Regions from separate parts of the Mus musculus genome. Here all the other regions are linked to region 3. The links are chromatin loops, found by intact Hi-C in ENCODE. Cell type or tissue: heart. All regions are shown on one strand.

Region 1 (8,000 bases), 630 kb after region 3:
ACATGCACTTATACTGGTTCGTGTTTTTCTTTGCCTCTTAGAATAAGATATTAGCTGATCATACACATTTTTTTTTTCCAGTTTTTCGAGACAGGGTTTTTCTGTATAGCCCTGGCTGTCCTGTAACTCATTTTGTAGACCAGGCTGGCCTCGAACTCAGAAATCCGCCTGCCTCTGCCTCCCGAGTGCTGGGATTAAAGGCATGCGCCACCACGCCCGGCTCCTTATGAATTTCTAAGTGCATTTAAAAGTCAGAGCATGAGAATGAAAACAAAGCCTTTTTTTTTCTTGGTAAAAGTCATGCATTCTAAGTTTGACTTGTGCCCAGATGGATTAATATGTACTCGGTGTGCAGATATGACTTGAGGGAATGCTGTGGCCTCTCCCTCACAGGTTTTAGAGCAGCTGTACCACATGGCAAGTAAAATACCAAGCATGTCCACATGCTACACTTCAGTCTGAACTCTCGCATTTGACAGTGATGTACATGTTGAAATAATAATGTGTTCCTGGTCACTTAAGTTCCCCTGTTGTAAACTGCCATTGCTGTTCATTGCAATTATGACTATATTATAAAGTTTTAAATAGCATTATTGTATTATCAGAAAACATCTATTGAGTCTGATCCTGACGGAACTAACTCATAATTTAGAAAGGAAGTATTTCTGAGAGTATTTGGAGTCATTTCCCAATCTACAAATTAGATGTAGGCTTCTTTTAACTCTTGATATTAGTATGGACATAATAAAATTGCTTAATGACTATAAGACTCTATTCATTATCTTAGCGAAAAAGTTGGTAATGGTATTTATAGCACAAGCTTATTGTAAGAATCAGAGAACACATGCCAAGCACATTTAGGGTGGTGAATGTGGTAAGGTGAAACAGTCTTACCTTTACCATAGGCTACTTACAAGAAAAGTTTAATTTCTGCTCTTGAATTAGAGAATTTTGGATGGAGCCAACTCCTGGGAATGCTTGGTATATGCCTTAGCTTTCCGAGCCTGTTCGAAGCTAACTGCAACCCCCCTTTTCTAGCTTCATTCTACCTTCCATTATAGCATACAAGTTCCTCAAGCTTTTCAGAGGACGGTCCCCAAACCAGCTAATGTTTCCAGGATTTTATACATGGCCACTCAACAATGCTAGCATCTACCCTATTTCTCTACAAGAATAACCGTCACACCCCCACCGCCAGGCTCAAATGCTATCTTTGCTGAACAAATATACGTTATTTCCCTGTATTAGAGCACTGACTTTCTACTGTCCCCTTACTCACACCCAATTCTACCCTCTTCGAAACCAGACATCTTGATACTAATACAGCTAACTCTCAGACTATTCGCTCACTCCTATGGTTGGCTAGATCAGGGCATCATGGTTGTTTCCCCTGCACACTGCAAAAAATATAACAGCTCACTAATAAATGAATGCGGTCCAGGACAGAGCTCTGGGAAATCATCACGCTATACCATAATGGAAACAATAATGACATCAAAGAAGAGCGTGACATTGCAACGTGAACTGTCTTGGCTACTGCTCCCTCAGTGTGCACCAATGGGACTGGGCTCTGTCTACCAGAAGCTTTGCCCTCCCATGCATCCAAATGCTTTAACCCTAGTTCAGCAATGTGTTTAGCATATGCTCCAAGGAGCTACAATCGGAAAGTGAAATATGGCCCTCCCCAGTTTGTGACCATTACTAACGTGGGCACTTATGTCAGTGGCACCTTTGTCTTTACTTACAAGCTTGACATAAATTGTTCAATCGATCAAACGTAAAATGACAAATAGCTGTATGAGATTATGTCTTTATGTGGCGAGGAAGAATGCTGCCGAGGATACTATGGCAGTGGCTCAGAGGGCCATTGCAATTTCAGAGGCAGGAGAGGAAATATACTCTTCCAGGCAAACAGGCAGAGTACATAGCTACATGTGCATGTTCTATAGAGAGCTTTTCTATGTATTTTGAACATGTCTTAAGGATCAACTATATGCAATACACAAAGTTCCTTCAAATCAACACAGAAGCGTTCTTCTTTATGTTACTAGCAATGAGAGAAAAACAATCATTCAAACAATTTAAAATGTTATCAATGCTCTGATACACAGGGCTAAGGAGATGAACCTTGGTCTGGAAGGAAGCTGGTGGCAGTGGATAGTGGAGAGAACTGTGACAGAATGACTGTGGCAAAGCCATTCATTAATAGTATCTGAGTGACTCCCACTAAGGGAATGACGATGATGAAGAAATCGGATGGAGTCTTTGCCATCAAGAGGTACAATGAGCAATGGTTAGACTGAGCTAAAGCGATCAGGGACACAGATGCACCATTAGACACCGAGTCAGCTGATAGGAAGCACTGGAACAAGAACTAGCCACACATACAGGAAAAACAAAACCTGGCCTTATCTGCACTTGCACCGGAGGACAGGAAACAAGTCCTTTGCCAACTGCTTTATAAACTGATATCTGGAACAGTAGAATGAGAAGGAGGCACTGGTCCTGAAACAATATACCTAGACCGAGATAAGGAAGGAATGGCTCTTTCAGAAAGAGGGAAGACAAGCTTGTAAGGGTAGAGCTAGAGAAAAGAAGAGCTGAAGGCAGAAGCAGTCTACACAGGGGCGTACAGGTTACTAATAATACTAAGGTAGCTTTGTGGGAGAGGAAATAGGCAAGGTGCATTAAGAGTAGATAAAGCTACTGAGAGTTGCAACAAAAGCCAATGACAACCTAAAGACAGAGCCTAGAGAGATGGCTCAGCCAAAAAAAAAAACCCCACCTTTCTGCAAGCAGGAGAACCCTAGTACAGACCCCCATCACACACATAATAAAGTGTATGCAATTCCAGTGCTGGGAAGGCAGAGATAGGCAATGGGCTCTAGCCAGACTAGCTTAATTAGCCAGATCTAAGAGCAGTAAGAGACTTTGTCTCAAAAATTAAGGTAGAGAGTGACAAATAAAGATGGTTGACATTAACCTTGGCCTCCATCATTTTCGTGTACACATACATGTAATTGTACCAGCAAATATACACACATGTGCTTATATCAGACAGACAGACAGACAGACAGACACACACACACACACACACACACACACAAGCTTGTGCATGCGCGCGCTGCCTGACTGATTAATGGGTTTAAGAGACAGAGAGTAAAAAGGTCAGCAGTATATACTAAGATAACTGGTACATCTTAATGATATGGGAGGAAGGACATGACTCTGAACAGCCATTGAAAAGAGGCCGTTGTTTGGGAAGAAAGGAGAGGAAGGTGCGAGGTTAAGCATCACAGATTGTGCCTCAGAAGTGCTGCACCTAGGACCCCTCTAGGAGAACTAAGTGGAGATTTGTACCAGGAAGTTAGAGCTGATCAAGGGAGTGCTGAGGTTAGCAAGAGGCTTAAGGCGGCCTCGGAGGGCTCTAGACTGCCAGAGACCAGCTCATGCGGGAGAAAGGGCTTTCAGATCCTCGCCTCTCCTTACTCAGGACCTGTGGGGCTGTTCTCAGTGTATAGCTACAAGAGCTAACAAGAATTCTGCTACAGAACACCTGTCGTCCTCTTCGGGCATCCATAGGTACTACACACATTTAGTCAAGACATAGAAAATCAAGTACAAACACACACACACACACACACACACACACACACACAGACAGAGAGAGAGAGAGAGGAGTTTTAATAAATTATAGTCAAGTTAAAGGACACATAAAATTCTGAAAATAACTAACAATTGATCCATCTGCCAGCCTGGGCAACTTATCTATCTCTCTCTCTCTCTCTCTCTCTCTCTCTCTCTCTCTCTCTATCTATCTATCTATCTTGTGTCTGTCTATCTATCTATCTATCTATCTATCTATCTATCTATCTATCATCTATCTATCTATCTATCTATCTTGTGTGTGGTTGACTCCCAAGTGTGGTTGAAAGCTTAAAACAGAATCAAGGTCCCTAGTAGCATATTAGTATCAAAACCAGTTGCAGTAACATTGCATCTGTTCTGTGTTTACTCACAGCATTCCATCTTAAGGAATATTAAAATAAACATAAGGAGCCAAGGATTATTTATTCTTGTACACTTTTTGTCTAATTGGTTTTCTTTTGCACATGACCTGAACATTAATAACTCCACACTGCTCTCTAGTGGTGAATGAAGAAAACAATCCATCAGAATGGATTTTGCACACCTCAACTAACAAGAAAAGGTATATATCAGCCACCAAATGCAGACACTATTGCATATGCCAGCAAGATTTTGCTGAAAGGACCCTGATACAGCTGTCTCCTGTGAGGCTATGCCAGTGCCTGGCAAATACAGAAGTGGATGCTCACAGTCAGCTATTGGATGGAACACAGGGCCCCCAATGGAGGAGCTAGAGAAAGTAACCAAGGAGCTGAAGGGGTCTGCTACCCTATAGGTGGAACAACAATATGAACTAACCAGTACCCCCAGAGCTTGTGTCTCTAGCTGCATATGTAGCAGAAGATGGCCTAGTCGGCCATCACTGGGAAGAGAGGCCCCTTGGTCTAGCAAACTTTATATGCCTCAGTACAGGGGAACGGCAGGGCCAGGAAGTGGGAGTGGGTGGGTAGGGGAGAAGGGTGGGGGAAGGGTATAGAAGACTTTTGGGATAGCATTTGAAATGTAAATGAAGAAAATATCTAATAAAAATTTTTTTAAAAAAAGAAAAGGCATATATATCATGAACATAGTTTCTTAATTTGCTATGGTTTACTGCAGATAAAGCCATTTAAAATTACTGCTTTCAATTTATTAGTCTAATTTTAAATATTTGTGGAAATAAAAAGGATAAATTAATTGTTCCTTGTTTTAAAGGTAGACCTGTATTATTTCTCAGGCACCTTGAACTATTCCTGCACCCTACCCCAAGTATATTAAGCAGCAAGGCATGGTGACCTGTGCCTTGAATAGTGAACATTTGGAGGCTGAGTTAGGAGAATCGACATGAGTTGGAGTCCAGTGTGGGTGACAAATGAGTGCCAGGTACACCAGGATTAAAACATTAAAGTCTCTGTCTCAAACAAGTAAGCAGGCAAGCAAACAGCTTAAACTATACTAAATGCCCCATATCTTCCCTTCTCCCAGCCCACATCTCTAAGCTTTAAAACTGAAATGAGAGTGAACCTCCGACTTCTTACCAAAAGGATTGGTGGGAGGGGCTTCAATTTGTTTATCTTTAACATTAAATTGTCTTTTAGCTAATAACTTAATTTGAATAGCTAAAATATATCTATCATTGTATACCTTAAACCATTAATAACTTAGAACTTAAAAAGTGTATTGGAGAGATGTTCAGTGTCTCTATTGCTGTGAAGAAACACTCAAAAGTAGCTTGGGGAGGAATGGGCTTACTCGTTCACACTTGCGGGTAATGTCCATCACTGAAGACAGTGGTGGCGAGAACTCAAACAGAAAAGGGACCTGGAGGCAGGAGCTGATGCTGAAGCCACAGAGGAGCGCTTCTAACTAGCTTGCTCCTTACAGCTTGCTCAGCTTGCTTTTTTACTGAACATGGGATCACCAGCCCAAGGGTGTCCCTACCCACAATGGGCTGGACCTTCATATATCAAACAGTAATTAAGGAAATACCTTAGCTTTCCTACAGCTGGATCTTACAGAGACAATTTCTCACTTGCATTTTTCTCCTCTCAGATTATTATATTGTGTCAAGCTGACACAGAAGCCTTGTGAGATGAACAAACCTGAAACAGCTCAGTCATTAAAATGATTTTGGTGAAACTCACTTTTTTTTTCCATAGGGAGGAAATAAAAACCCAACTGAAAAGACAAATTGTTTTCAGGTGTCTGCAGTGGGAGAAGGGTTAAAGTGGGACTATTTATTTAACAACCACCCTCAAGGAATAATGATAAGAATAAGCTTGTAAGATCCTTTATCATGATAGCTAGGCTAATATAAATAAAACTGCAAAGAAATGATAATGCCAATAGCATAGTCTATTGGCGCTATGGAGTTTTGTTTAAACTTTGGTCCAGCAGATAAAGAACCGGATGCTGTCATACACTTTCTGTACCAAGGATGAGACGAAGGAATGGAGGCCAGGCACGTCTGCTCTTAACTCTAGATCTTGCTCTTATGCAGATGCTGAATCTCCAAGTCAGTGAGAATTAGTGCAGATCAGGAAATGAGACAGTTTCGTTTGTTGCTTGCTTGCTTTCTTTTCCCTCCCCCTCCTCCTCTTCCTTCTCCCTCTCCTCCCTCCTCCGCCTCCTCCTCCTCTTCTTTCTCCTCCTCCTCTATGTTCTCTTCCTCCTCCTCCTTCTTCTCCAGGTCAGGTAACCAACTTGATCCAAACTCAGCAGGTACATTGGCAACATGTCTGCAGATATACCTTCTTTGGACTCTGCTTCACAGATGAGTTCAACAGCATATAACTAAGCAATATGCAACCTTTAGTTAGAGTTATACATATAGTTAGACATACTTGTTATCTGCATACTTGGAGAATTTATTTTTAGGGCAAACATCCTTGAGGGTAAAGGTCCCCTTGTATCTTTCATTGAGGACGTTAAACTTATATGAAAAATTTACTGATGAAGAAAATACGAATCTTGGCATCGGTGGGATTTTGTCATTACTGGCTTTTGGGGGGTGTGGTGGGGCATGTGGAGTTGTTTACCTTGTAACAGTCACCTCCAGGAATGACTTCGTGAATATACACCAGCGGTCCTTCATTCCTGTTAATTCCGCCTAGGATCTTCAGACCTAGACCTGTTTCCTTAGTAACTGTAATCACCCGAAAGGCAGGATCCCTAGGATAAAATATATTAGCACTAACAGGTTAGACTAGAGATCTGTATATAGAGTTTTCTATAAGCTATTTATTAAATGAAATTGTCAGACCTAGTTAACCCAACAGTTTAATGTCTACGATCAAGGATACTTGAAGCCTATCATAGAAGTGAAATGACATTTTTATCAGCTTTTTTACTTCTATAAACAATCAGTAACAGCAGCAGCACTAATGTCTTAGGAGTACGGACAGGTTAATGCTGCTTTGGTAAATTCAGGGATTCAGATAAGTGATGAGATTTGTTTGGTTTTAGTTGTTTAGAAGGTTATAGTAGAGACTCTAAAACCAAGTGTGTTAACATACAGGTAAGCAGCTTCATGTCTGTAGGTAGTTAAAGCAAAATACATTTACTCCCATGTGAATCTCAAAAATTATCCTTTTAATTTAGAGAGAGGATTTTACTGTTACAAAGCATTTGCTTTAGCTGTGATTTCTGGCACACGAGAGAAATGCCATCAAAAAGGAACTCTCGGAATAATTCTACAACAGGTATGTATGCCAACAAGCTATAGTTTTGAGCACGCTGGTCAAACAAAACTTAAAGTTAGAAATGAGTCTCAGCTGCATGCATCCACATTGTTTACTGAGACCTCTGCTAAGAGATATAAACATAAAATGCTAATAAATGTAGTATTTATATTATCCTCTGTTCTAGCTGTTTTCACACACACGCACACACACACACTTTCATTTTAGGCTATTCTGGAATGTGAAATCATACATACATTCATACATACATATCTCTATATATTTCTGTATATGCACATATATATGCATTTTCTTAGGCAAAAGGGAGAACTAAAAAAGATCAAAGACTAACAATGATTATCTACAGGAAGACTGAGGGCACAGGAAAGGTCAAGAATTAGAGGAGCCCTTCCCTGTTGAACCTTGCAAGAGATATGTTAATATATGTTTACAAAATATTTACCAGTTTCTCTGGTTGCTATCTACATGCTCCTTGGTAGGGGTCTTTCTAAAAGTCACCAGTCATTATCTTTACTCCCTGAATTTGGACTTGCCTATTAGATTACTTTAGTTCACAGGATACCAGCAAAGTCAAATGTGAGGAAGACAGATATTCATAAAACATTTATGCTGCCTGCTAGGAGCCATTCTGCTACTGTTTGACAAGGCCCAGGTTAGCCTTCTGAAGGACGA
Region 2 (8,000 bases), 320 kb after region 3:
CACACACACACACACACACACACAGGAGAGACACAGACACACAGACACATACAGACACAGACATACAAGCAGACAAACACAGATACAGACACACCACACACACACACACACACACACACACACACACACACTGGGTGTTCCCTCCTCACAGATCTGTACTCCTTTCCAAGCCATGATTTTGTAGTTCTCATTTTTAGACCCATCTTACCAGCAATTGCTCAACTCCAAAGACGCCTTCAATCAGTGAGTTGAGTTACCCACTTGTCTTTGGTCTGAGTCCTATGAAGTTATCCATATTCTATGCTGATCTGTTCAGGCTCTAGCGAGACCAGCCTCTGTCTTGCCTCTGCTTCTATTGTCTCTTTCTAACTTCCCTCACAAATTGAACAGTGTCCTCGTTGCCCCAAAGCCTCTTTCTCTGAACTGGTCTCAGTGCCAACCCTAAGGATGTTTTTCAATTCAATGTACAATCCACTCTCAATTAAGAGAGGACTGTGCTCTGAGAGTTTATCGGGAGCTTGGAATTCCTAATGCTTAATACTTCCCCTGGAGAAATCATGCTGGTTTCTGCCTTGATTTCTAGTCTAATTCACAAAGACTGCTGAAGGCATGCTGTTCTTGGAAACTTCCCAAGGGCCAAAAGCCTGTCTAATTCATCCTAAAAATTTAGCTTCATAGAGATAGGACTCAAGCGCCACACAACTCCTCCACCACAATGTAACTCCAAGGCATTTGTTTCCCCCAAAACAAATCCCATGTCCTTTAGCAACCATTGCTCCAGCCTATACCACTTTCCCCTAGGCAACCACTAACCTTTTTCCAGTCTCTATAGAGTTACCTATTCTGAACATTTTCTGTAATAAATTTGTGCACTTTGTAACATCTTATGAATGGATTCCTTTCATTTAACATCTTTTTATATTTTGTGTGTGTGTGTGTGTGTGTGTGTGTGTGTGTGTGTGTGTGACAAGGGGTGGGGCACACATGCCAAGGAGCACCGCCAAGGTCAGAGGACAGTGTACTGGCTAGTTTTGTGTCAACTTGACACAGGCTGGAGTTATCACAGAGAAAGGAGCTTCAGTTGGGGAAATGCAGCCATGAGATCCAGCTGTAAGGCATTTTCTCAATTAGTGATCAAGAGCGAGGACCCCTTGTGGGTGGGACCATCTCTGGGCTGGTAGTCTTGGTTTCTATAAGAGAGCAGGCTGTGCAAGCCAGGAGAAGCAAGCTAGTAAAGAACATCCCTCCATGGCCTCTGCATCAGCTCCTGCTTTCTGACCTGCTTGAGAGTTCCAGTCCTGACTTCCCTTGGTGATGAACAGCAGTATGGAAGTGTAAGCTGAATAAACCCTTTCCTCCCCAACTTGCTTCTTGGTCATGATGTTTTGTCCAGGAATAGAAAGCCTGACTAAGACAGACAGCTTGCCAGAGTTGGTTCTCTTCTTCAACCAAGTGGGTTCTGGGGATCGAACTAGGTCTTCAGGATAGTCAACAGGAGCCTGTACCCATTGAGCCATCCCACCACCCAGAATAATTGGTTTTGTTTGTTTTTAGTTTCTTCCATCCATGTTGTATCATGTGTCTTTGGTATAACTGAATCGTGTATAAGGACGTTTCAGACAAGAGACTTCATGTAAATCAGTAGTCCCAGAAGATAACACTGGGATTGAACAATTCCTTCTAACTAGTGGTGTAGTTGTAGTGGTACGTCATGTTGCCGGTGTGTCTGTGATAATACCGATGAGCTCAGAGCCACTGTGCTATCAAGTATATGCAAATACAGCCCATGCAGTTAACAACCATACAATAATATTTGGTTGATAATAAGTGACCATGCTCCTAATTATGAACTTGGGCTATGCTTTTGTCGGGATTCTAGAGTGTACTCCTGTGAGTTTTATTTACTTTTAATGTTTGGTGTAAAGGAGTATGCCGTGATATACCAACATAAGCCCTATACATCTCATGATTGCTGAATCTCTTGACTACAGAAAGAGGCCACGACAACAGCTTCATCTGTATAAGCACATTCTATGATGCTTATGTAGCGATGAAATCACCCAGGATGCAGTTCTTACAACACATCCAAACATGACCGTACTCCATTCCTTTTCATTACCAAATACTACTCCATGTGTATGTTGTTTATTCATTCATCCAGCAATGGACATTTGCAGCATCTCTGCTTCTTAGCTACATAAACCATGATGCTGTAAACATCAGGATGTTCACTTTTCTGTAAACTTAAATTTGAGTTTTCCTAGGAGTAGAGTTACTGAGTCATGTGGTAATATACTGTGTTTAGCTTTTTGAGCATCTTCCAAGGTGGGTTTTCCAAAATAATTGTATCTTTTTGTATTCTTGGTAATTTATTTGTAATACTTTGTAATTTTCTGTAACACTCTGAATGTGTTGAGTGTGTTTTCTTCCCGAATTCTAACCTCCATTACTTCCCCTGAGAATTTTACCTTTAGTGTTTTTCCCTTCTTGGTTCAGAGTTCTCCTTCATTTCTTTGAGATTTGAACAGGGTGTGTCTGAGTGTGGGTCTTCATGCATTTCCATGTCTTAGCGTTCACTGATATCTGGCATGTATAGATTAATGCTTGTATCAAATGTTGAGCATTTTATCTATTCTTTCTTTCAGTGTCTCCCTGTCTCTTTCTCTCCATAACTTCTGTTGCTCCCATTGGTGTATTTAATTGCCCTACCTGCCACCGGGGGATCTGGTGACTTTATTTTCTTTCTACCTCACTGCATAATTACTCTCTATCAATCAGTCTATTAACTCACTAATTCTTTCTCCTACCAGCTCTCTTCTGCTATGGAGCCTCTCTCCAGAAGGACTCATGGTTGGGTTCTTAGAGTTTTCAGTTACAGAGTTTTCTCCTTGTTTCTTTGGGAAATGCTCTGTCTCTTTACTGACATTATGTTGCCGCTGCGATGTTCATCACACTTCCCCCTCTTCCGTGAGCAAGTTTTCCTTCAGGTCTTGAACATCAAAGCAGCTACTGTGAAATTTTTGTCTCTTAAGTGCACCATCTTGGCCCTCCCTGAGCCAGTTCTGGGCACCTGCTTTTCGTTGCTTTTGTTTGTTTGTTTCTTTGTTTGTTTGTTTTTGTACATACAGGTCACGTTTCTGTTCTGTGAATGTCTCACAATCCTTTCTTGTGAGCAGGACAAATCTGATAACCCACTGTAGCAACTCTGGGCCCTGGTCTCCCAGGAGTGGTTGTTTCCTTGGTCGTTGGTTTGTTTAGCAGCTAGGCTGAAGTGCTTCTGCGGCCTATTTTAGCAGTGGAAAGTCTTTGAAGCTGCCACTTGGATTTTTTTCTCCTTAATTTTGACTTTTAACCAATCTAACTAGCCAAAGGCCTTATGTTTGATAATCCTAGGCCATATAATATGAAGGCTATTATCATAATTCAGAGAGCCCTACTACTTTTCTGCCATATACAACCAAGAAATCATTGTTTGGTGGCTCCCTCTGATTCCCCCTATCAGTGTGCAGTCTCACACATGTAACCCGAGCTTTTGTCCCCGCCGGCAAGAACACACTCAGGACAACCAGAATCTTCTGCGGCAAAGCTTTTGTTGCTTACTTATCAGGAGGGAAGACCCCGAACCGGGAAAATGGCGCTGCTTATATAGCCCGCAGCCTGACGTTTCAGCACCTGATGTGGCGTGACAGCTCCTGATTCGTTGCTCCCCCATCACCCCATTACTATGCCGCGAGATGGGCAGTGACTAGGCGTGAGTTCACTCTTGCACTTGCACATAAGGCTTGTTTACTATAATGGCAATTGCTCACGGCATGGCTCTCCACACACATGCACATGGTTTTCCAAGCTGTGAGGGGTGGCCGTGGTTTCTCAGTCTAGCTTTCTCGTATTATTCTTGACTCAGAACAGTTGTCCAGGCCACTTGTGATCAGATGTTGTGGTTAAGCCCTTTGTGCCATCAAGTGTGCACTCCACGTTGCTGAATGTGTGGAGGCAAAAAGGAACAGCTGACACCTGTCTCACACCCTGCACTGGTTGCTCCTAGTGAGTAAGGCTTAACAGTGATCTCAGGGTCACACAGCTCATGAGCCTTTTCTGTTGTTGGAAGTCCCTGTCCTGCCTGTATAGACTAGGATTCCTGCAGACGGAGGCTTTAGATTTGGTGAGAAATGGGATCTGCCCCCCCAGAGGTGAGTCCATAGCTTCAGACTGGGGAGAGGCTGCACCTCATCTGCTTTGTAATACAGAATATCATGATTCAAATGTCCTTATTATTGAGATGCCATCTATTGTCTAGAGTAAATGTCCTACCTTCTGCGTCTAATGTATGGCAGTGGTTCTCAGCCTTCCCAATGCTGTGACCCTTTAATACAGTCAATTCCTCATGTTGTGGTGACCTCGACCATAAAATTATTCCATTGCCACTTCATAACTGTAATTTGACTGCTGTTATGAATGTAATGTAATGAATGTAATAATGTAGATATCTGATATATAACCCCAAGTGGGTAGCAACCCACAGGTTGGGAACCACTGGTTGAACACTTTCTGGATACATAAATAATTATGTCTAACTCAGTCGTTGTTTTCCTTAGAGGACAAGAAACCTTTATGTGCCATAATTCCAAAGATAGTGCCTCTAAATTCATCCTATACCATAGTAGATGATCGGTGAGTCACAGGCATGAACCCCAGCCTAACCTGCCTGGACTGGGGCGCCTCTTCTGCTGCTCACTATCTATGCTGCTTGACGAGTTATATAACCTAATAGCAGCTAGCTCACCTGTTATTGGATTGGGTGAGAATGGATGAGCTAAACTATGGAAAATGGCAAGCTCAGACCTCCGGAATTAGGCACTACTATCGTGGTCATCTTGAAAACATCTGCATGGCTACAGATGACCACAAGGGGGCACCCAGCCCCATGTGTAATGTTAAAGGGCACAGGGTTTCCAAGCCATCCCAGCCATGAAATGACTAGCTTAATAATCAGAGGGAAGTCGGGACAACAGAAGGTGAACAGTGACGTCACTTTCTAATGATTGCCTTCCAATTTTACACTCAGAAAAATAGGAGATCATGACCCTTCCCAACATCACTGGGCAATGCTCCCAAGCTAGAATGTGAGCGAGCATGTGAAGGACCACATCTCAGTTTGTGAGGTGCTTTTCTCAAATACAAAGTTTCGTGAGCCAGAGAAAGCCAACGATTCCCTTAAGGAGGAATAGGATCTACTATGTCGCTGTTCACTCGTCAAAGGGCAGTCCGCGCACTGCCAAGATGCTTAACAGCCTAACACCTTAGCCTGTTTCTTTCCTTCTGCCTGAAGTGGACCCTGAGAAGGAAGGCTTTGACCTGTGGCCAAAAGATGATTAAAGAAGGACAGCAAGATATGCTTGGGCAGAGAGAGGTAAACTTAATGAAGGAGATGTTTGAAATGGCTTACTTAGAGCCGGGGACAGGACAGAAGGCTGCCCTGAGCTGAGGGCTGCCCCTAGAAAGGTTGCTATAGTCTGGTACAAACACTGTCAAAGCAGACACTCTTTTTCTTTTTCTTCTTCTTCTTTTTTTTTAATTTGAAAATACATCAGTGTTCTTTTTTTTCAATCTTTTTATTAGATATTTTCTTCATTTACATTTCAAGTGCTATCCTGAAAGTCCCTTATACCCTCCCCCAGCCCTGCTCCCCTACCCACCCACTCCCACTTCTTGGCCTTGGTGTTCCCCTGTATTGGTGCATATAAAGTTTGCAAGACCAAGGGGCCTCTCTTCCCAATGATGGCCGACTAGGCCATCTTCCAAAGCAGAGACTCACAGTGCATCTGAACTGTAGAAACCTGTGACCGTTAAGAGAATTGGAAATGAAGCTTTCATTCTAGCTGAAACTGTAGCAGGAAACCTGACTCTCCACCCACCATGCCTCCTGTTGCCTTCTAACATGCTAGAACATGGTGGCTTTGAAAAAAACGGAATCAAATGTTAGAAAAAAAATTATTGGCCGCATCTCCATGTGACACAGTTTTAAAAACAATACAGTGACCCAAAGGTCATATGGATGCTGAGGACCCAAGGAAAGGATGGCTGTGGGGAAGGAAAATGGAGCAGCTTGTGCCGGAGTACCTGCACCCCGATGTCACAAGTGCCATTGATCAGTCATGGCCCCTTCCTATGCTCTTTTTATCCCTCCCTTTCTTTAGGTTCTGTTCATTTCTGGTGCTAGAGTGACCTTGGAACTTGAATCTGATCTGTGGCATTAATCTCACCTCTTATCATTGATTCTAATCACATCTGCCTCTCACTCTCTAAGGTCCAGCTTGGCTGACCCTGCTCTATATGTGAGATCACTAGCTAGCATGTGCCTGGAAGGCAACTGTCTTAGACAGGGTTTGTATTCCTGCACAAAACATCATGACCAAGAAGCAAGTTGGGGAGAAAAAGGTTTATTCCGCTTACACTTCCACATTGCTGTTCATCTCCAAAGGAAGTCAGAACTGGAACTCACACAGGGCAGGAACTTGGAGCCAGGAGCTGATGCAGAGGCCATGAAGGGTGCTGCTTACTGGCTTGCTTCCCCTGGCTTGCTCAGCTTGCCTTCGTATAGAACCCAGGACTACCAGCCCAGGGATGGCGCCACCCACAATGGGCTGGATCCTGCCCCCTTGATCACTAATTGAGAAAAGGTCCGATAGCTGGATCTCTTGGAGGTATTTCCTCAAGGGAGGCTCCTTCCTTTGTGATAACTCCAGCTTGTGTTAAGTTGACACACAAAACCAGCCAGGACAGCGACTCATTCTGCAAGGGTATTCTAGCTTCTGTGAGAATGAGGAGGGGTGGATGACAAGTGTCTAGCCGCTGCCTATGCCGAGTTAGGCCAAAGGGAGAAAGGAATGAAGGACGGGAGCATCGTTGATAAGCTAACAGTAAATGATGGTTTGTGTGTTGGATGCATTGCTAAGATATACACATCCCTGAAGTGGAAGTTTCTGAATCTGTCAGGTGGCCCAGACTCACATGGTGTTTTGCTAAGATAGACTCAGTGGTGTTTTTGCTGAGACAAGACCCAGGGTGGACATGTGATGTTTGGAGAGAGTATAAATAGGACTCAATGGACAGTGATGCCGCGCTTACATAGCTAGCTTTGCAACACTTCGTTGGCCTTAAATTTTCGTCTTCACTGATCTTCACTTTGTTGAGAGAGGCACAGCAGAAAACGTCTCCTGGCTCCGCGGCTGCTCCTGTTCATTCCCGCCAACTTGTGCCATTTCGGAGAAGGCCTGGCTGTTTCTGCTCGATCATGCCCCCGCTGTTGATTCCTGTTTGCAGTCCCGACATTATTGAACTGGACTGCTGGTATCCTGACAAACAGAGATTTGAATCACCCCCAAGAAAAGACTTCTAAGCAGGTCCATATCCCCTTATCCTATTTACCATCTTTTCTCTTCTACCTTTGGACAGTAGAAGGGGAGGTCAAAGCATTTGAGAACCATTATTAAAAGTGGGTTTCAAGTCTAAGCCTACACATGCCCACACATACATACATACATGCACATGCATATGCATGCATGCATGCCTCAAATAGTAGCATGCACACACACACACACACACACACACACACACTTGCATGCATGTGCAGTAAAGTGAGAGTCAAACTCACACCAGACTTCTAACCTCTTAGACTTGGTACTCTGTAGATTCTAAACTTCTTCGCCCACTTGGCAAATCACCCCTATTTAATCCCACTCCAAAAATCCTAGAGCGTTTCCCAGGCTTAGCCAAAAGGCATCCACTAACATGAACGCAGGAAGGCTTTTGGTACACTAACACCGCTGTGCATTGTCATCCCAATATCTCAAATTAGAGATTCCAGTTTATTTAGTTATGTTCAATAAATGCTTACTTAGTGATAGCTATGTCTATCAGAGACTGGATAAAAGAAAAGTATACAGACATTGAATGTTTCAAATCACCGTCATAACCTGTCTCCTTATACCTGCATAATG
Region 3 (8,000 bases):
TTAAAACAAAACAAAAGACTGGAACAAAGTAAATCAAGAGTCGGAATTAGATTGCTGGATACTTCCTTAAAGAAGTGGAAGGGCTTGTCTTACTGTTTTAAAAAAAATAGTGTTTGTGGTTAGGGGATGGGATATGTTGTACAGTGTCAAGCACTGTGCATGACTTTGCAAAAATGCTGTTTCACTGACTTCATCTCCATGCAGGGGGCATTATTCATCTTCAGTTTTTGAAAAAAAAAAAAAAAAGGAAGTTGGACTTCCCTGACTAACAGAAAACAGTCAGTAACAGAGCCCAGGTTCAGAATTGCATCTGTTTGCCTCTGACACCTATAGGCATTCTTACTTTCCCATGAGCCACTGGAGTTCACCACAGGACCTGCACAAAGCCTGCTGAATTGTCACAGTGATGCAGGACCCTAGGAGTGGCAGCCTATAGTGATCTGAGTCACTACCACTGTAACTTGGCCCGAGAGACTGAAAAACAGCAAAGACAACCGAACTAGAGGTTTCCTCTGAGCCAGGGAGGGTCTGCTTGTCTCTAAGCAAGGTCTGACTGTCTCATAAGCAGATACTGAAAACACTGGAGTCCCTGTAAGGGGCAGCCTTACGTCTGGAAGTTCCAGCGAGTAATCATGGAGGGTCCGTGGCTACCAGCAGGGAAGGGCTGACATTCTTGGCTAACAGAGTCTTTGTCCTATGTCTCAGCCTCCATCCTGGGTGTTGGCCACTCCAATAATCACCAAGTCACTCAACCGAGCTCTTCATAAAAGACTCTCGTTACCCTGGGACAATGCATCTTGTGACAACCCACAGGCTAAGTCAACATTTGTCAAATGCACACTCCCCACTGCCTAACTCCTGGGATCTCACCTTGGCTGCCCAGTTAATGAGCCAGGACGGAATTTGGCCACCCGGGTTATCAAAGTAGTACATGAAAACTAAAAGAGAAGAGAAGACAATTCAGGAGGAGTGGGGGGGGGGACACGGGGGCTAGAAAAATACAATAACAAAGCTCCGCAAAGCCGTCTTCCGACTGGGACCCAGACAGCGCAGAGGAAGGAGCACGTGAAATGCCCCGACCTGCCTTGCGGCTACTGACACAGGAGTACTGTTGAAAATGCAGCCAGGGAAACACTTGGCTGTGCTTTCTTAGACACCTGATGAACGCTAGACGTTTGCACATCATCGTTATCCAAACAGCCCCAAGGAACTGACGGTTAGCATACACGAGGAAATAAAGCTCAGAAAAATGAGAAGACAGACCTAACAAGCAGCAGACTTAGGGTTCGGATTTTGTGGGCCACATTCATGCCGGTATGGCAGATGCGGTTGCCCCGTTTTCCTTCTTGGAGACTGGAACTCGATGTTCTTAAGTCTCTGGCCTTGTGTGTGTGAAGGGCTGGATCCTCCAATCCACACCTGCCAATCCCCTAGCCCTGTCTAGGCTCGGTCCCTATAGCTACAGGGTAAGCCGGAAGCAACTCTTTCTAAACTCAAGGGTTTCAATGTTCTGATTTCATTTGGACAACAAAGAATGAATGGGTGGTGGGTGGGGCTGGAGAGTTGCCTCAGCTTTTAAGAGCCTGTATTGCTCTTAAGGAGGATCCTGGTTCAATTCCCAGCACCCACGTAGTGGCTGACAACCACCTGTAACTCTAGTCCCAGGAGATATGATGCCGTCTTCTGATCTCCACAAACATCAGGCAAGAAACGCATGTGGGCAAAACACACTAATGAACATGTAAGAATAAAATAAATAAATGTTAACAAGCAGAAGAGTGCACCGCATCAGACTGGAACATCTACACTGAGGCCTAGCCAATCTCTGATGTGGATCCAAACACTCCCACATGGCCACCTCACGTCTCCTTTGTTCCCGGGCCATGGTTACATTCACTGGATAAGCTTTTGCCTAAGCTGCCTCCTACTCAAATGGCACTGGCTTAGCTGCTGCCCTGCCCCGAAAGCTTTACCTCTGCTCCCCTTCTTGCCGTCACTCTCGATCGCCAGGCTCTGTTTGTACTGTTTCACTCGGATGACCCCAGACTTCTCGGGAAACTGAGGTGCCGAGATACTCTGGGCCAGGACCACGTAGATCTTCCTCCCGTCCACATCCAGGTCTCGGCGCTGGCGGGTGTAGACGTACTGCATAGCCAGTCAAGGCATGATGCCAGCGAAAGAGCAGCCCACACTGGTGGCAATGGAAGGTCTCTCTGCACCTTCCACGTAACAACTGGTCCCTTCTGCAGAATGCCCACTTTCCCTGCAGAGCTGAACCTCACAGTCAACGGTAATTCTCACTGGAGAGTGCCTGTTACCTGGCTGTGAGCAGATCCCCTGAATGCTTGGTTACACAAGGGTCACCTTCCTCCTTCTCCAGGAAGGCATCCTGAGAGCACTATTCACTTAGCTGTAATCATGGGGACGCTAATCAAACACTCTCAGGTCCACAGGCCGGGATGTTAGGGGCATTAGAGAAATCCAGGGGCAGAAAAACACTGGATAGAAATTGCATCAACCCATAGATATTGTCTCATCCGCAGCTGTCACCACAGACCTCTACCCATGGAAGGTGTCCTTGTCACAACTCAACTGTAGGAACACTTACGCACACCTCGAATTTTAGTAAGCAGATGTACTCTTTGAATTAACACTGGTTGACCAAGAACAGCAAAAACAATTCCACCTCTGGAAGCATGCACAAAACATTCCCAAGGTCGGCAGTGCTAGTCCATCAAAGACAATGACGTCTTTAAAAGCCTCAATCTTTACTTTCTATTCATTCTAAAATTAATGTACAAAGTGATCGGCTTCACGGTGGCCTCTTCTTCCATACAAATCATTATACTTTCTCATCTCCAATGTCCTTAGGTGGACTATTGTCAGGGCAGCTATTTGTCTGCAGCAACAACAATTAATAGGCTTAGACGGGAGGGAAAACTCCCTGCATTTCAGTCAACCACTTCACTTTATAAACGAAAAAATGGAAAGGAAAATCATACACCTGGTATCCAGGACAGCAGTCAAGAGGGCCACGCTGAAGAGAGGTTAGAAACAAAGTGGTGAGGCCTGGTTCCTCTGCCGTATCAGTCTGTCTGCCTGTTAGTTGTTAGCTCACGTCCATGGGACCCACCTGCTCTTCTGTGAGATCAAAAGATCTGGACTCACACTCTTCATAACCTGTTCTCCCCGGACTCCCAATTTTTGAGACTCATCAATTTCCACCTTTGACACTTTCTCTGGAGGTTGCCTTCCAGCGACCCCGGGTGTGGTTCCTGCCCTAAGTGGTCACACCCAGAAAGAACACTCTGGACTCTCCAAAAGTCACACAAGAAGCTCCAGGATTAGCATACAGTTCTGTAAGGACCCAAGACAGTGCCGTGACGTTAGTGGATCCCAGTGTAAGGGCGGCGGCTGGGGAACGCAGCACACGAAGAGAGACAAAGAACAGAGTGCCGTACAGAAAGGATACATCTCTGTTGGACAGCGGGAAAGGGTACTTCACTTCCCAGTATGCCACCATCTGTTCATCACTCTCCTTCTCGTAGAGTTCTGAAGCAGAACACAAGAGGTTAACGTACCTGCCAAACCCAGTGGCCTCAAGGAGCCTTTTCAGCCTCAGTGTGTGACAAACCCCTCAACTCACAAGACATAGAACTATTTTTTAAAACAAAAGTATATTTAATGTCGCTGAAAGCTTGCTGCCTAGGGGTGGTCTAGAGGACATGGAAACACAGAAAACCTAAATAAGCCCCCAACACTTGTCCATGGTACCAACAGAAGGCAGGGATAGAATGTAAGGAACCCGGTATAAGAAATTACCATCGGCATTAAAGCAGGCCAACCACCAGGTGTCACTAGAGGACCGGGAGTACCATCAAGGTTTGCCTCCCAACGCTTAGCCAGACACTGAGGAAGTCAGAGCCTAGCATGTATAAGTTCAGGACATCTGGGAAACAAAAGGCCCACAGAGAGCTGTGTTCTCAAACAGCCGGAACATGGCTGAACTATGGCTAACGCTGGGTTTCTTGTGTCTTTCCTCTAACCACCTGCTACAGCTTTGGGAACCAAATTCCCTTAATGTTTGTGCTCTAGTGTCAGGACATGCAAACTGTAGCTCTTGGAGGACAGAGTGAAAGAACCAAAGAGCAGCCTATGCTTAGCCTGTGCGGTGGGCTCCCATCTAACCATCCAGAGAGGATCAAGACATCCGTGGGTGAGATGTCAAGGGTCCATGTAGCATGTAGAAGAATGCTATCAGAAACAGACTGTTGATTAGGGAGCTTTGTGGCCTCTTGATGTCAATAGGACACTAAAGACAGTCATGAAGGGAAAGAATGAGTGGGCCTGTTGCCTCTGTGTGTTTAGTATTCTTGCTGCTCCCCCTCCCCCCCCACACTGCCCCCTCCCTCACACACTGCCTTACCCTTCTCTACTATGAGGTTTAAGTAGGTAAAGGAGCAATTTCAGGGTTTGGAAAAGGAGCAAGATATGACCATAATAAATGAATGACCATGGCCTTTTTAGGCCCAATGGATCACAAGACTCTTGGGTAGTCCTAAAACCCAAAAGCAGTACAGTCAGGACTTCCAGATTGTCCTAGCAAATCTAACAACAGCTTCACTGTACCAGAAACCACAGTGTGGACAGCTGATGGTAGGTTCTGCAGTTACTTTTCTTTTGTGCTCCCATCAATTTATTTATTTTACTTTTCATTTTTTAAAGTCAGCTACCTTAGCTGACATGAACAAAGGTGGTTTTACAGGCTAGCTACCTCCTCACATGGCTCTTTTCCAAGCAGGACCCACACAGGCATCTATGGGCAAAGTGTGTGTCACATGATTGCCTTATGGCTGCTGGGGGAGTGGGACGGTGTCAGTCGGCTCCCTTGGCTAGGCCCATGTGCTGACGTTCCCTAATGAAGACGAGTATGTGAGAGCATGAAGCTGCTGCCTGATTCCATGTCCAGGATTCACAAAACAAGCAGTCGCTTTGAGAAGAGCTGCAGAGAGTGAGTCCCGGCACTCTGGCTGACTTTATCGGGAAGGTGTGACTCTCTTTCCTGGAGTTATTTGCATGATGAGAGTCTGAGTCTGTATCTTCTGGAGGACACGTTCCCAAGGAACAGGAACCTGCCTGAGAATTAGGTCAATACAGAGGGGCACAGGCTAGAGCTGAAGAAACATCCGGATGGGGGTGCGCCTTTGACACTTGCAGTAGTCTTGACTAAACACTTCACTGTGCAAGTCTCTTCGACAGTGGCTGAGATGACAGGGACACTGACCCTCTGAGATGTAGGGGGTTCTCTGTTTAATGGTTTCCAACTCGGTGTTTCTCTCCATTATATAGACTATGTAGGCTGTAGATCCTGTCCCTGCTATGGGTCATGAGATGTTCTCAGATTACTAGTAGAGGAGGTGGGTCAGAGGACATCACCACCCCACAACCCCACCTGCCAGTGACTTCTGAACAAGCTGCTTTGCGCCCTCTGTCTTGAGGCTTCCTGGACCTCCAGGGCCCTCCAGCTACCCCCTCTCCCAGTCTCTCACTTCCTCACATGCATGCGCCCTTGCTCATCTGGAGATCTTTGATTCGATTTCCAAAAGGAAGTTTGGCTGCCTATCTTCTGGGAAGGCGTCCATGGCAATCAAGCTATGTGTGCAAGCACAGCTCCGGAAGCAAGGCAAAGCAACCGTGAGGACAGATGGAAGACTGCCTCGAAGCCTCTGTGAAGGTGAGTACTGGAGGTGGTGAAGGCCATGCTATAGCCTCAAGTATAACAAGACTAAATTAGTCAAAAGTAGATTAACTCTCAAAGGATTCTTAATTGACACAAGCCATCACTCACCTTTCACATACTGGTCCCATTGTTTTCTGTAGTCTAAGTCCATGTAAACATCTGCGAGGAGAGCCGGCGAGCAGCCTTCCAGGACACCGAACACCTTATACTCATAAAGTCCACTTGGCTATGGAGACAGAGGTGGGGGGAACAATTTGTTGATGCTGGAGTTGAGATTCCACATCACATACAAAACAACTGGACCTGGGGTTCAACCACACCAAACACTGCTCTCTTGTGGGGTCTTGGTGACCACAGAACAGGAAGAGGTAGGGCTCCTGGTCTCCTGTGTCTTATATACAGCTGCAGGTGTTGGTGGAGGGAATAGTCATAAGCATTAGCCAGATAATTTAAGTAGGATATAAGAAGAGTTACATAGTAAGCAGTGTTTTGTGGAGGACCTGTGTCAACAGTAGGTAGAAAAGGCCACTATAAGGAACCATCTCCCAAGAATTAGCAAGATATCATGTTCTAAACGTCAGAAAGACTGGCCATTGGGAAATGAAGAAAGCCACTCCTGGTAAGAGTAATAGATAGACTGATGTGATTAAAGAGAAATGTCTAGATCTCAGAGTGGTAGGAGCAGAGGTTAGAGATATTGAAGAGTCAAGACACCAAAGACCTTGAAAACCATGGTAAGAGTAGGGCTTTGATTCTCATTGCTCTGGAAAGCCAGAGGAGGACTGTGGACAGAGATGTGGCCAGATATGACTAAGGATAGTTTGGGCCAGATCTAGTTAGATTGCAAAAGCTTTTGAGTTGGTAAAGAACAACACCATAGAGGTACAGAAATGACCTTTAAAACTTGGTGCACTCATGCCTAGTTGATAATCCACTGGAGGCCTGCCCCTCTTTCAGAAGAGAAACAGAGGAGAAGGGGGAGGAGCAGGAGAAACTGGGAAAGTAGGGAAGGGAAACTTTGGTCAGGATGTAGGATAGATGGGTGGGTGGGTGGGTGGATGGATGGATGGAAGAATGGAAGGAAAGAAAGAAAGAAAATAAAACCCAGTACACTATTCCAGATAATAATGCAGAAACGGGAAGCTAACATCCATGGTGGGAAGACCGGGAAGGTAAATTCAGTAGGAATTACTGCTGGAAGAATGAGGGGAGGGAAATAGATCACCAAGGAGAATTCAGCCAACCACTGCTGGACATGACAGGTGATGGAGTGGACTCGACTAACACAGAAGAAACTGGAAAGGGGGATCTGTGAGCTATTGGGGTAAGAGTTCTAGTCTAGTCTGGCTGATTGCCAGGAACCAGGTATGCTCCATGGGCAGCCAGAGTTCTGAGGAAGGGGTATATCCTACATATCCACAGAGCACAATGAAACCAATGTTTTCTTGTGAAGTCCTTTACAAGACAGAGTTTTTCAATTGTTTTTACTTTGGAGTGTGTATGTGGAGGGGTTATATGTTTTTGTTTATTTTACTGAGCAAGAAGACTAAAAAGGGAACAGCTGTGTTTCAAACCATGTTGAAACAGGTGGTTCTGTTGTTTAGAAAAAGACAATTTCTAAACTACAAGTACATGAGTTTCTTCCTTCTGTCAAGCCAAGTCCTTGTCTGTGCAGGGGGTTTAGGCTCCAGGTGGCCCCACTACACATCACTGGGTTCAACGGCAACTCCGAATTCCCTGAGCTTGGTCTAGCTAAGTGCTGCTAGTATGAAGAGGAAGCTCTAAGGGACAAAAGCGATGACTGGACAAAAGTGAAGGACAGACACACAAGTAGATAAGTAGAAAAAACACAGCCTTGGATGAGGCTCGGGTACCACTAATTACTCACTGAAGTACCTTAAAGCCCATGTTGAGAACCCAAGGGAAGTGTAAGAAAGCCTTGGGAGATCCTTCTAAAGGGAGGCTTCCAGCTGGAATGGCATTAACATAACAAACCTTATCCCAGTTTATGGAGGGGAAGAGGGAGGGGGAGAGGGAGAGAGAAATTAGAAGTGAATCTATGATGATCTGACAGCAATATAAGCATATGGCTTGATGCTAGGAGTCTCCCACAAGCCAATGGTATCTGGCTGAGTTTGAAGACCTGTATATCTCAGCATGGATTGATGTCCTGAGGTTCTGATGAAAGGCCTCAGGAGAGACAGCTTCAATTTGTCTCCACTGGACTGACAGAAAGGAGCAAGGTGAGGGCTTCCTCATA

The links. A loop is a pair of places that touch in the nucleus more often than their neighbours do. Peaks named below come from ENCODE experiments on the same cell type or tissue, not always from the same donor. Only the 100,000 strongest peaks of a DNase experiment are listed, where the experiment ranks them.
Region 1: it touches region 3 in a loop (4-fold over the local background); 19 of 42 quality-filtered maps call a loop at or near these places.
Region 2: a loop joins it to region 3, with 2.2 times the contacts of the local background. A loop is called at or near these places in 3 of 42 quality-filtered maps.

The regions. Positions count from the first base shown.
Region 1 is chr11:90,612,518-90,620,517 of GRCm38, forward strand. Stxbp4 (syntaxin binding protein 4) reads right to left here. Exons shown (of 18, transcript NM_011505.2): 4 at 6,666-6,798. Among named protein-coding and RNA genes, the nearest start is that of Stxbp4, 22 kb to the right of the region's middle. In heart, a CTCF peak has its summit at 4,153 (motif pointing left); no DNase peak of the experiment used is centred here.
Region 2 is chr11:90,302,280-90,310,279 of GRCm38, forward strand. No RefSeq gene overlaps it. Among named protein-coding and RNA genes, the nearest start is that of Mmd, 57 kb to the left of the region's middle. In heart, a CTCF peak has its summit at 4,903 (motif pointing right); a DNase peak (open chromatin) is centred at 4,922.
Region 3 is chr11:89,985,223-89,993,222 of GRCm38, forward strand. Pctp (phosphatidylcholine transfer protein) reads right to left here. Exons shown (of 6, transcript NM_008796.3): 2 at 5,849-5,966; 3 at 3,473-3,552; 4 at 1,974-2,145; 5 at 871-938. Among named protein-coding and RNA genes, the nearest start is that of Pctp, 14 kb to the right of the region's middle. In heart, a CTCF peak has its summit at 3,850 (motif pointing right); no DNase peak of the experiment used is centred here; H3K27ac peaks cover 308 bases; H3K27me3 peaks cover 405 bases.